Linked DNA regions of Homo sapiens: all the other regions are linked to region 4. Evidence: chromatin contacts called from ENCODE Hi-C data. All regions are on one chromosome and are shown on one strand. The core of a region is the stretch at or near the end of the contact, and the rest is flanking DNA. Distances in the headings are between cores, read along the strand shown.

Evidence for each region. Hi-C counts contacts between places; a loop is a spot of excess contacts on that map. Pooled maps may share reads with other maps.
Region 1: a pooled map shows a loop between it and region 4 (2.6-fold over the local background). The contact joins the enhancer-like site here to the promoter of YTHDC1 in region 4. A Hi-C loop is called at or near these places in 7 of 50 pooled maps.
Region 2: a loop to region 4 is called in a pooled map, with 6 times the contacts of the local background. The contact joins the enhancer-like site here to the promoter of YTHDC1 in region 4. A Hi-C loop is called at or near these places in 2 of 50 pooled maps.
Region 3: a pooled map shows a loop between it and region 4 (8-fold over the local background). The contact joins the promoter of MOB1B here to the promoter of YTHDC1 in region 4. A Hi-C loop is called at or near these places in 5 of 50 pooled maps.

Annotation. Positions count from the first base shown.
Region 1 is chr4:70,708,299-70,711,167 of GRCh38, forward strand. It overlaps a transcript of RUFY3 not described here. Among named protein-coding and RNA genes, the nearest start is that of RUFY3, 12 kb to the right of the region's middle. Within about 2 kb of position 1,398, at least 2 of the 41 ENCODE cell types and tissues checked have a DNase peak (open chromatin) inside an H3K27ac peak, as active enhancers do.
Region 2 is chr4:70,752,867-70,756,044 of GRCh38, forward strand. The region is part of intron 1 of RUFY3 (RUN and FYVE domain containing 3); the gene reads left to right. Among named protein-coding and RNA genes, the nearest start is that of RUFY3, 32 kb to the left of the region's middle. Within about 2 kb of position 1,750, at least 3 of the 41 ENCODE cell types and tissues checked have a DNase peak (open chromatin) inside an H3K27ac peak, as active enhancers do.
Region 3 is chr4:70,900,366-70,903,673 of GRCh38, forward strand. MOB1B (MOB kinase activator 1B) reads left to right here and starts at 2,004. Exons shown (of 6, transcript NM_173468.4): 1 at 2,004-2,185. The coding sequence starts at 2,172. It overlaps LOC124900711 (a long non-coding RNA gene), which reads right to left and starts at 1,866. Exons shown (of 2, transcript XR_007058132.1): 1 at 1,584-1,866. RefSeq lists silencers at 1,824-1,973, 2,284-2,333.
Region 4 is chr4:68,348,512-68,351,437 of GRCh38, forward strand. YTHDC1 (YTH N6-methyladenosine RNA binding protein C1) reads right to left here and starts at 1,579. Exons shown (of 17, transcript NM_001031732.4): 1 at 1,215-1,579. The coding sequence starts at 1,242. RefSeq lists an enhancer at 948-1,527.

The DNA of each region.
Region 1 (2,869 bases), core at 148-2,647, 2.4 Mb after region 4:
GTAGTTGGGATTACAGGTGCGCACCACCACCCCAGCTATTTTTTTTTTTGTATTTTAGTAGAGACCATGTTGGCCAGGCTGCTCTCGAACTAGACTCAAGTGATCCACCCTCCTCGGCCTCACAAGTGATGGGATTACAGGTGTAAGCCACCACACCTGGCCCCAAACAGTTTTTAAAAGACTTCTTAATTACGAGAATGGTACATGGACTCAACCTCAATGCCTAGTGAATATTACGATGACTGGCATCTGCCTCTTTAGCAACCCAATTTTTAACTCTCAGTAATGTATTTGCTAAAAGTATATAAAATATTATAGCTTTGAAAGACTGTGTATTAAGGTGGTATTATCTTTTTATTTTAGAAATCTTGAGTGTACTTAGAGGTTTTAAAAATTAAATTTTACATTTGAGTTCAGAAGCTCTGTTTTTAAATAACAGTGCTGAAGAATAGCAAAAATGTGTGAGACTGGAACGGTGGCTCAAGCCTGCAATCCCAGCACTTTGGGAGGCCTAGGCAGGAGTATCACTTGAGCCCAGGAATTGGAGACCAGCCTGTACATAAGCAGACTCTGTCTCTACAAAAAAAAAATTTTTTAAATTAAAAATAAGTTAGCTGGGTATGGTGGCACATGCCTCTGGTGCCAACTACTCAGGAGTCTGAGGTGGGAGGATGGCATGAGTCTGGGAAGTTGAGGATGCAGTGAGTCGTGATCACACCACTGTATTCCAGTCATGGTAATAGAGCGAGATGCTGTTTCAAAAAAAAGTTTGTAAATAGAAGGTAGCCTAAACTTTTCAGGGTTTGTCACATGAATTGTTTTGTTCCAAAATCTTGCAGGATATAATATCCATGAAATCAATCTGCTTCAATGCAGTGTGAAAGGAGACTTCTGATGTGCCTTGTTGAGGATTATGTCTCTTTCTGAGTCTTTGAGTGCTGGTAATCTGCTAGGTTTTTATACTTCTAACTTTAAATCTCATAAAACTCTCTGCCATGCCTTTTAAAATTTGATTTTATAAATGTACAAGTAATACATGAATCTATGCTCATTGTTTAAATGTTTCATAATACATAAGTACAGTTACAAAGTGAACTTTCCTCTTTGTGGACCTCCAGCACCCTCTCCCCGGTTCCTTATTGGAGGATGCCCACTTTTGAGTTTGGGGAGTTTTCATCCTGAACTTTTTCATGCATTTACAGACATGTATGTTTTTATATTTCGTGGTGGCTTTATCCTCTTGGTGTATGTATGACCTTCCATGCCAGTTTCTCAGCAACTACAATTTGTAAGGAGGATCTGCTTGCAGGCCATGGTGTAATACTTTTAATGCTTTCCTTTTCCATCCTGCCGTTAGAGATCGTCTTGTGAATGGACAGGATAGACAAAAGATGGCTTCCCTTTAGTGTTGGTTGGAAGAGTCACCCTGCTGTTTGCACAGTTAACAGCTTCTATTTAGTTATTCTTTTCTCCTTCCAACTCCCACAACTACGGCAAACATTGTTCAAGGCAATGCTATGCAAATAGCCCACATCCTTGCCCTTGTCTTTTCTCTCCCAGTTAAGGCAGTGTCCAAAAAAGTGTCCCACTCACCAAGTAGCAGCTTTCTGTATTTTTAAGTGCTGTTTTGAGATAGGAGGAAGGCTAGAAGAGGAATAGAAGAAAAAGAATCTTGAAAAGGACTGGCAGCGTTACTATGACTACCCACTACAAAGTTGAGTATACTTAACAGCGAGTGCCATGATTAAGCCCCGGATAGTGCAGAGAATGAGGTACCTAGAAGCCTTTGTCTCTGACAGATGCACTTGAAAAATCCATTGTATGGGGAAGGAGGTTCGAAATATACATGTAAACCCAGGAATTAGTGTTTAAGGGGAGAAAATTTATGCTTGCAGTTTCATTAACATATATACACACACAAGTATACAGATATGTATATATCATATATATTGCATGCATGCATGTATGTATGTGTAGATTGTATATGTGTTTGTGTAAAATATATATATTTTAGTTTTTCCTCTGTGGACATTTCTGTTATTGTCTCTCTTCTTTTTTAATTGTTTAGTAGTACTCTAGAAAACAGTAAAGGTCGGGTGCGGTGGCTCACGCCTGTAATCCCATCACTTTGGGAGGCCAAGGCAGGCGGATCACCTGAGGTCGGGAGTTCGAGACCAACCTGACCAACATGGAGAAACCCTGTCTCTACTAAAAATACAAAATTAGCTGGGCATGGTGACGCACACCTGTGATCCCAGCTACTCAGGAGTTTGAGGCAGGAGAATCACTTGAACCCGGGAGGTAGAGGTTGTGGTGAGCCGAGATTGCGCCATTGTACTCCAGCCTGGGCAACAAGAGTGAAACTCCATCTCAAAAAACAAAAAAAAAGAAAAAGAAAACAGTATACCTGGTCAGGAATTGAACACATGTTTTTTGTTTTATTTATTAAAATTTTTAATTTATATAAAGAGATATGTCAATGGGCCAGGCATGGTGGCTCATGCCTGTAATCCCAGCACTTTGGGAGGCCAAGGCAGGCGGATCACTTGAGGTCAGGAGTTCAAGACCAGCCTGGCCAACATGGTGAAACCCCGTCTCTACTAAAAATACAAAAAAATTAGCCAGGTATGGTAGTGCACGCCTGTAATCCCAGCTACTGGGGAAGCTGAGGCAGGAGAACCGCTTGAACCCAGGAGGCAGAGGTTACAGTGAGCCAAGATCCGCCACTACACTCCAGCCTGGGCCACAGAGCAAGACTCCGTCTGGAAAAAAAAAAAAAAAAAAAAAAAAAAAGAAGTATGTCAAAGAAGAGCCAAAGTGAAAATAAACAATTTTTTTAAAAAAGAGATGAGGTCTCACTGTGTTGCCC
Region 2 (3,178 bases), core at 500-2,999, 2.4 Mb after region 4:
TTTTCTTATGATATCTTTATCTGATTTGGTCTCAAGGTAATATTAGTGTCATAGAATGAGTTCGGAAGTTCTCTCTTCTAATTTTTGGAATAGTCTGTCAAGGATTGGTGTCAATTCCTTAAATGACTGGTAGATTTTAACAACGAGACTATCTGGTCCTGGCCTCCTCTGTATGCTATTTTTTTATTATTATTACTAATTCAGGATCTTTACTTGTAGGTCTGTTCAGATTTCCTATTTCTTCTTATGTCAGTTTTGGTAGTTTGTGTCTAAGAAATTGTCCATTTTGTCTAGATTATCTAATATGTTGACATACAGTTGTCCGTAGTATTCCCTTATAATCCTTGTTTCTGTAATGTCAATACTACTGTCCCCTCTTTCATTCCCGATTTTAGTAATTTGAATCTTCTCCCTTTTCTACTGATCAGTCTAGCTAAATGTCAGTATTGTTAATCTTGTCAAAGAGCCAACTTTGGATTTTATTGATTTTTCTCAGTAGTTGTTTTTGCTTTTTAATTTATTTCTGATCTAATCTTTATTATTTCCTTCCTCCTAGGGCTTTCTACTTATATACATGTATGTTGGTTGCCCTTGATGAAGCCAACTGTGAAATCATGGAATTATAATATGCTAGCTAGGAGAGTGATCTAGGCCAGTGCTTCTCAAACTTTAATGCACATACAGATTGCTTGGGGATCTAGTTAAAGTGCAAAACCTGATTCAGTGGTAGTGTTGAAGTCTACAGCTTCCCTTGTCTAAAAGCTTTCCTGGTTATGCCAGTGTTGATGTTCTGAGACCAGAGAGTAGAAAGGATCTAGTTCATTTGGTATCAATCATTTGTGGGATTTTCCAAACAGAACATGTCATTTCTCTGGTTCCAGGTATATTAATATGTCTCTCCCTTTGAGAATCAGTGCTGCTATATGTCATTATGACTATTATGAATGTGCATGGTTTCCAAGGGAAAAAACTGAACAAGCCCAACCCTCTCATTTTACTGATGAGGAAATTGAAGCTTCAAAGGGGTGAGATTTCTTGCCTGAAGTCATATAATAGGTTAATTGGCTCCATGGATGAGTATATTAATCCTTTCTGATGACAAGTCCTAACTCAGTGAAGTTCATCATTGATTATACTGTTACCAAGAAAAGGTAGCAATGAGGACAAGTAAATTTATGGTTAATTTTTTTTTTTTTTTCGAGATGGAGTTTTGCTGTTGTCGCCCAGGCTGGATGGAGTGCAATGGCACAATCTTGGCTCACTGCAGTTTCTGCCTGCCGGGTTCAAGTGATTCTCCTGCCTCAGCCTCCTGAGTAGCTGGGATTACAGGTGCCTGGCACCACACCCAGCTAACTTTTGTACTTTTAGTAGAGATGGGGCTTCCCCATGTTGGCCAGGCTGGTCTCGAACTCCTGACCTCAGGTAATCCACCTGCCTCGGCCTCCCAAAGTGCTGGGATTACAGGTGTGAGCCACCAAGCCTGGCTGGTTAATTTTTTTGACTAACCCCTTTAACAGATTTCAATCCAGAGAAAATGTTACTTAAGTAAATTTTCTTATTATTGAGTAGAAATATGATACCTGAGACGCCATTAAGAATAGATAGATATAGTTATGGATATAGATATATAGATATTCTAAGGGTCCTAAGACTCTATTATAATTTTTTTTTTTTTTTGTAAATGAGGATAGAATAAAAGTTCATGATTGTCTCATACAAATAAGTGTCATCAGGCTAACTAAATGGTGTTTTATTACAAGGTCTTTTTCAGTACTTTCACTTCTTTCTTTCACAATTAAGGACTCATTTTCTGTCCAGTTTTATACGCTAAGGTCTTTTTAGTACTTTCACTTCTTTCTTTCACAATCAAGGACTCATTTTCTGTCCAGTTTTATACTCTAAGAACAATTATTGCAAAAGTTCAAAATAGATTTATTTAAAATTATTGTTCTTCAGTCATTCCCAACATAGAGTAAGCTTTTCTTTCTATATGTTTCTGTTAGTTTGTTGTTTTTAATCTCATATTAAAGCTTTTTTTTTTTTCTTTTTTTCTTGAGACGGGGGTATCACTCTATCTCCCAGGCTGGAATGCAGTGGTGTGATCTTGGCTCACTGCAACCTCCGCTTCCCGGGTTGAAGCGATTCTCCTGCCTCAGTCTCCCTAGTAGCTGGGATTACAGGCGCCTGCCACCATGCCCAGCTAATTTTTGTATTTTTAGTAAAGACGAGGTTTCACTGTGTTGGCTAGGCTGGTCTCAAACTTTTGACCTCAGATGATCCTCCCTGAGCCACCGCGTGAGCCACCAGCGTGAGCCACTGCGCCCAGCCAAAAGCTTTTACACATCTTTGAAAAGTCTTCTGTGTGATAACCATTTTGTTTCTTATATAAGATAAAAGCTTTAATCTGTTAGATAATAAGAAAATTCTGAAGAATAACTATGATTGTGCTACATATTAATATCAATTATTCTCTGCCAAGAATTGCATATAACATACTTAATACTAATATTAAATATATCTTTCTTTTCCTTCAATTATTTAGAAAACATTTCAAGATTTTGCTGTATGAACATTAGTCATTGCATTATAAGAAGATAAAATGGCACCTTGGTGACATGATTTGTTTTCAGAACAATATGACTCACTGTCACTGTTAGCTATATGACTTCAGATCACTTTTATCATCACTATTAACTAAATGAGCTACATGACTCTGTAAAGTTTATTAAAATACCCTTATATGGAAATTAGCAGTCTTGAAGAGATACAGTGAAGAATCACATGCTTTTTGAAAGAACATTGAGGTCGGGTACGGTGGCTCATGCCTGTAATCCCAGCACTTTGGGACACTGAGGCGGGCGGATCACGAGGTCAGGAGATCAAGACCATCCTGGCTAACACAGTGAAACTCCGTATCTACTAAAAATACAAAAAGTTAGCCGGGCGTGGCAGCAGGTGCCTGTAGTCCCAGCTACTCAGGAGGCTGAGGCAGGAGAATGGCGTGAACCTGGGAGGCGGAACTTGCAGTGAGCTGAGATCACGCCTCTGCACTCCATCCCGGGTGACAGAGCGAGATTCTGTCTCGAAAAAAAAAAAAAGGAAAAAAAGAACATTGATTTGAGAACCAGTCAACATAATGTATTATTTTAACTATAGTCACTTCCACATGATTTCTTTA
Region 3 (3,308 bases), core at 754-3,253, 2.6 Mb after region 4:
GGCTAAAACTGAGGCTATGACAGGTCAACTCACTCTTTCCAAAGATAATCAGTAATCTGGTAATGCAAGTCTTACTTTCAGAAGACCCTTACAAGAATCATACAGGGCTGGGCGTGGTGGCTCACGCCTGTAATTCCAGCATATTGGGAGGCCAAGGCAGGCAGATCACGAGGTCAGGAGTTTGAGACCAGCCTGGCCAACATAGTAAAACCCCGTCTCTACTAAAAATTCAAAAATTAGCCAGGTGTGGTGGCACAGGCCTGTAATCCCAGCTACTTAGGAGGCTGAGGCAGAATTGTTTGAACCCAGGAGGCAGAAGTTGCAGTGAGCCTAGTCCAGAAGTTGCACCACTGGACTCCAGCCTGGGTGACAGAGTGAGACTCCGTCTCAAAAAAAAAAAAAAAAAAAAGAATTATACAGTAAGTCAGTACCATATCAATATTTGGAGCACAGGGTTTTATACCATAAATCTATTATTTTCATTCAGATAAATCCTCCTCTTTCTTCTTTTTGGGGAATCTTTTAAAAAATTTTTAATTTAATTTGAAGTTCCAGGATACATGTGCAGGACGTGCAGGTTTGTTACATAGGTAAACGTGTGTGCCATGGTGGTGTGCTGAACCTATCAACTTATCACCTAGGTATTAAGCTCTGCATGCATTAGCTATTTATCCTGATCTGGTAATCTTTTGAGTCTGTAAGTTTTCTCATTCCAGTAACCTCTGCTGTTCCTGAGATAGTGCAAGATTCTAGTATTTTCTTCTATTAAAAAATTTTTTTTTTGAGACGGAGTCTAACTCTGTCACCCAGGCTGGAGTGTAGTGGCATGATCTTGGCTCACTGCAACCTCTGCTTCCTGGGTTGGAGCAATTCTCCTGCCTCAGCCTCCCGAGTAGCTGGGATTACAAGTGTGTGCCACCATGCCCGGCTAATTTTTGTATTTTTAGTAGAGACGGGGTTTGGCCATGGTCTTGAACTTTGGCTGGTCTTGAACTCCTGACCTCAGGTGATCCACCCACCTCGGCCTCCCAGAGTGCTGGGATTACAGGCATGAGCCACTGCGCCCGGCCTAAAACGTTTTTTTTTTTTTTTTTTTTTTTTTTTTTTTTTTTTTTTACCACTTTACCAACGTGCCAAATAATAGTGCATATATGCAGTATAATACATTTCATATCTGCACCTACTTCAAAGTGTATTCTGCCCTTTGGGATAAGCCAAAGGTGAGCTAATATCTGCACATGATTTGTTTTGCTCAGATTCTCTTTGAAAACTTGTAGATTTGATGGGTGTTGTGAGTAAAGAAGACGGACATCTCTTCGATACCCGTATTTCCCTCCTAAATTGGTAATGCTGTGGTGACATATTCAAGGTATGTGAAGGATTCTTAAACAGAATATAAAGGCTTGCCCTGGGCCCCATAACCCTGTGAGAATAAAAGTCCCTTTGTAAGTGGGTCTGAATAGCTTCTAGCTTCTAGGATGTTCTGTGCATTAGAATGCTTACAAGCTTTGGCCCCCTAAGTGGTTACACCGATGACCACCCTATCATGCTGGGTTCCGTGGTGAACTGAGAGATGCCATTACCTTTCACCGCCCTTGGCCGGACACTCACGGTGGGCCTAACTCCGGTGGTAATTCCATCCCTCACTGCGGGACCTTGACATCCCCGAGCTGAAGCCCACTTCCTCCCTGACCTCTGGAGCCCAGCTGAGCGGCTCCGAGAGCTCTGCCATGACTCCTAACCGGGTGGACAGGGGGGCCGGGCAGCCGCGGCGCACACGCTGGGCGTCGTCCCTAGCAGCAGAGGAGACCAGAAGGTGAGAGTCCCCATGCCGCAGCCGGAGGGCCGGGGTGGGCTTGCACCGCTATCGCGAGAGCTCGTGAGGTGGGGGCGGCGGGGAGCTGGGGAGGGGCTCGCGGAGAGCCTGCCCCGCCTCCCTTTCCTTCCCCTCCCCTGGAGTGATTCAAGACGAGCGCTACCCACTTCCGCCCCCTCCCCCTGCCATTGGAACTAGCTGAGCCGAACTAGTTGCGGCCACCGAGCAGCCGGCTCTCGGCACCTCCTCCTCCGCCTCCCTGTCTCCTGTTCCATTCGCCTTTCCTCTTCTTTCCTGGCCCACGCCGCTCCGAGGCCTCGCGACCGCCGAGCCTGCAGCCTGCCCCGCGGCCAACATGAGCTTCTTGTTGTGAGTAGCCAGGCCCCGCACGCGCCGGCTTTGTTCGGGTGGACCTGGGCCCCCGCCCGCCGCCCGCCGCCCGTCGCCCGCCCTCGTCCCGACCCTCCTGGCCCAGCGCTCCCGGGGCCCGGCGTCACCACCAAGCGGGGCCCCGGGACTGCGCGGAGCGCTCGGACTACCTAACCGCCGCCTCCCCATAGGGCTTCGAGTACTCGTGGGCTCCTGCAGCCCTGAGGAGGTTCTTCCCCCCCGGCACACCCCGGGGCCAGCGCCTGGATTCCTTCATCACCCCCGTCTCTGCCTTCGCTCGCATTCCCGGGCTTGTTTGTGCGCTTCTCGTGGGTATCTCCCACTCGCCTGCACAATCCGTATCCAAGCGGTGCTCGGTTGAATGGCTCCGTCGCGGCTGCCCATTGCTCTTTTCTGGGTCCCAAGCACAGAAGATAAGACTGTCGTACTTTCCCCTGTCATCCCAGGACCCTTTTAACTTCCTCTCTCGTCTTAGGGCTGGGAAGTTGGGATGACAAGTTCTGTAGATGTAACACTGAAACAAGGCTACTTGCGGGTCGGGATCCCTTGGACACAGACGGGGGTCCCTGAGAAAGGGGTCTGGAGCCGCCCCCTTGCTTCCTAGAGGCGCCCTTCCTCCCAGAGGACTTCCCTGAAGAGGATGAGTTTTATCTTTTTAGACAACCAGCAAATAGGTTTTGGATAGTGTGCCCTGCCTAGGTTGATTAGGTCCACTGGGGAGTTGTTTTGAAAATCATTTGTAAATGCCAACTTTGGCGTCATGTTTAGTGCTGGTCATTATTTCACTTACTTATCGTTTGTTCCAGACGAGTGGAGGGGAACGTGGAGGGGGAAGGGCAGAAGGATGGGATGGCCAGATGTGGATATGGAGGCAGTAGATAAGCCTCAGGTCCTCTGAAAACAGGGGTTACAGCCTGAGGAATAACTCCTTTGAAGGCTTCGTTGTGATGCACTCATTCCATGTTTAGTCTGTGTTTAGAAAACTAATAAAAAACTTAGAAGTTGAAACTCACCCATATACTGTTTTACTGTTGTGGAGAAATTAGCATTTAAAGGATATTTTCTTAAGATTTCTCTTCTTTCCTTGCCTAATAATTTTTAG
Region 4 (2,926 bases), core at 329-2,828:
GCATTTAGTTTAAGGATGGAACATTAAACTGCTATAACCTAATCAAAGAACTACTTTAGGATAAGGGCAGTATCTTAAAAGTATTCCCACCCATTCCACTTTCCCAGCTTGTCCCTAACCTAGGGCAGTTCATTGAAGCATGAAGACTCTCCTGATGCAGAAACCAGAAAAATTAAGAAAAAAGGATTACACGCCTAATGTAACTTGACTCTAGAGCCCACTTAACAACCCCCGACAAAAAAACCCCAAATCAATTAGGCACACAGAAGAGATGTGTGAGACACAGAGCAGCGACCGTGTCATATTTTTAACTATAATCTTTCCAAGACTATTATGTTAATCTTAGGGTTGAAAAAGATCTTAAAGCAGCATTTAATCTAGACCACTCTCCAGAGAGACACTGATCTAGGACCTACATTAATATCTCTAGGGCTTGGGAACTTAGTATTACTATCTTTCCATTACAGCAACGTCAGTTCTCTCTACATTTCACTGAAATTTATCCCTCCAACTCTCTGTAACTTGCATTCATTTGTTTCTGACTGTACCCTCTGGGAGCTACACACGGTTTTTCTAACATAATAGCACCCAGGATTTCTTTGCCAGCCTAAGTCACACAGTCATCTTTCCAAACTAAGTATTCCTTTTTCCAAGTACTATGTTTTTCCAAAATAAGTATTCGAGGAACAAAACGGGTAATTCACTTTGCCTATTTAACAGGAACAGCCAGAAGTTATTTGCAGATATTTCTCAAGATTAATAACCTGCCAGTGCCACTTCCTAAACTTGCTCACTTACCACACCACCAGTGTTGATCGCGGCATTAGGGGTTTTCAAATTTTAGCCTAACAGAAATGGTTGTCCTGAAAATACGCGTTACATCCGCATGATCCTACCAGGAAATAAACCTAGGAGCTTGCAACTCAGAAAGGGCCCCTCTCAGCCCAAGACAGCTAAACGGAAAGTCAAGCGTGAAATCCGCATCAAAGAAAAACCCTACTGAGATGAAGTGCTAGGCCATATGGAGACTGAGGACGAAAGGGCAGGCCTGGTCTCCGCCAGAGTCTAAGTGTCTCGGTGGGGGCCACCGGCTCCTCGCGAGGCCAGCTAACCTCCCCAACCCCCACCCCCCACCCCCAACGACGACCACTGCTCCATCACCCCACTCCCGGGCCCCAGCCTCGCCTCGGCCCGTCATCTTTCTCCGCACTAACCTTTCTCCTCCCGACTGTCAGCCGCCATGGCTCCCCTTCGGTTTCCGCCGCTGCCACCGCCGCCGCCGCTTAGACGCGACTCGCGCGGGCGCCGCAGCCGCGGCAGAAGCACGGGCCCGTCCGTCAGTCCGTCTGCCCGGATACGCGCGTCGCACTTGGCCTCTTAACACTCAGCCTTCTCGACTCTTCCCGCTTTTTCCCTTTCTCCCTTCCTTTCACTCCAGCATCCAGCGGCCTAGGCCCAGCCTTCTCGTTAGGGCTCAGACTCGGGCTAGGTATGGGGGAGGGAAGGGAAACAGATGGCGACGGCGGGCGGCGCTAAAATGGAGCCTGCTTCCTGCGCGAAACAATCCCGCTCCCGAAATGCCCTGCGCTGTTTACGCTTCGTTCCTCTCTGGGAACGTCACAGTGCGGAGAGGGGCGGGGAGGCGGGGACGTGCAAAGGAACGTGACGTGACGTCAGCGCGTCGCCCTGCCGCCCTCAGCCCACTGGTACCTGGAAGGAGTCTTATTCAGGGATTAGGTTACCCAGGTTGTTCATGGAGTTCCCGCTGTACGGCCTATAACTGGATGGCGCAATTTTCCCACCTGAAACTCTTAGTGCAGGGCCTAACAGGCCTTCTTAGCTAGAGTCGCTCTAAAGGACTCCTGATTCAGTTCGGGTAATCGGAGTCTTATTTAGGACAAGTCTGGGTGAATCCCTTATGTTTACCAGATGTACTTTCTTAGTTGGAGTTCCACTCTTACCCAAAGGCAGTGCAGCATGCAACCAGCTTGTTTGTAGTCACAAAAGCCTGCTAGTTTTTGTTTGTTTTGAGACGGAGTCTCGCTCTGTCGCTAGGTTGGAGTGCAGCAGCGCGATCTCGGCTCACCGCAACCTCCGCCTCCCAGGTTCAAGCGATTCTCCTGGCTCTGCCTCCTGAGTAGCTGGGACTACAGGCGCCCGCCACCACGCCCAGTTAATTTTTTTATTTTTAGTAGAGACGGGATTTCACCATGTTGGCCAGGATGAAGTGCTGGGATTACAGGCGTGAGCTACCACGCCCGGCCTAGTTTTGTTTTTAATTGGGGAAAGAATTGTATCATAATAGGTCTTTGTAATTAATAACTAATTTAAACATGTTATCAAGGCCCTGGGGCACAAAATTGATTTAAGCAGACCATCGAGGAATCGAAACTACAGAATAAATGACCAGTAGATACATAACTACATAGTGTGGTAAAATCTGCAAGAGAAACTTGCTTAAGATTCATTGTCCAACGGAAACAATCTAATTTTGCTTCCTTGAACTATAACTGAGTTATAAGGGAAAGAAAAATCTGAAAAAGGTAACTAAGTAACTTCGTGATATGAAGACAAACTGGCAAACTAACTGCATATTCAGGGAAAGACAAGTAGTCTAGAAGTCTAGAATGTGGTACCTCTTTTTTTTTGAGACGTGGTCTCACTGTGACACAGGCTGGAGTGCAGTGGTGTGATCATGGCTCACTGCAACCTTGGGCTCAAGTGATCCTCCCACCTTAACCTCCCAGGTAGCTGGAACTACAGGCATGCTCCACCACATCCGACACATTTTTTGCATTTTTTGTGGAGATATACCATCTCCGCAAGATGGCTAACACCTAGCCATCTTGCCCAGGCTAGTGTCTAAATCCTGGGCTCCAGCAATCCTCCCACCTCGGCCTCCCAAAGTGCGGGATTACAGGTGTGA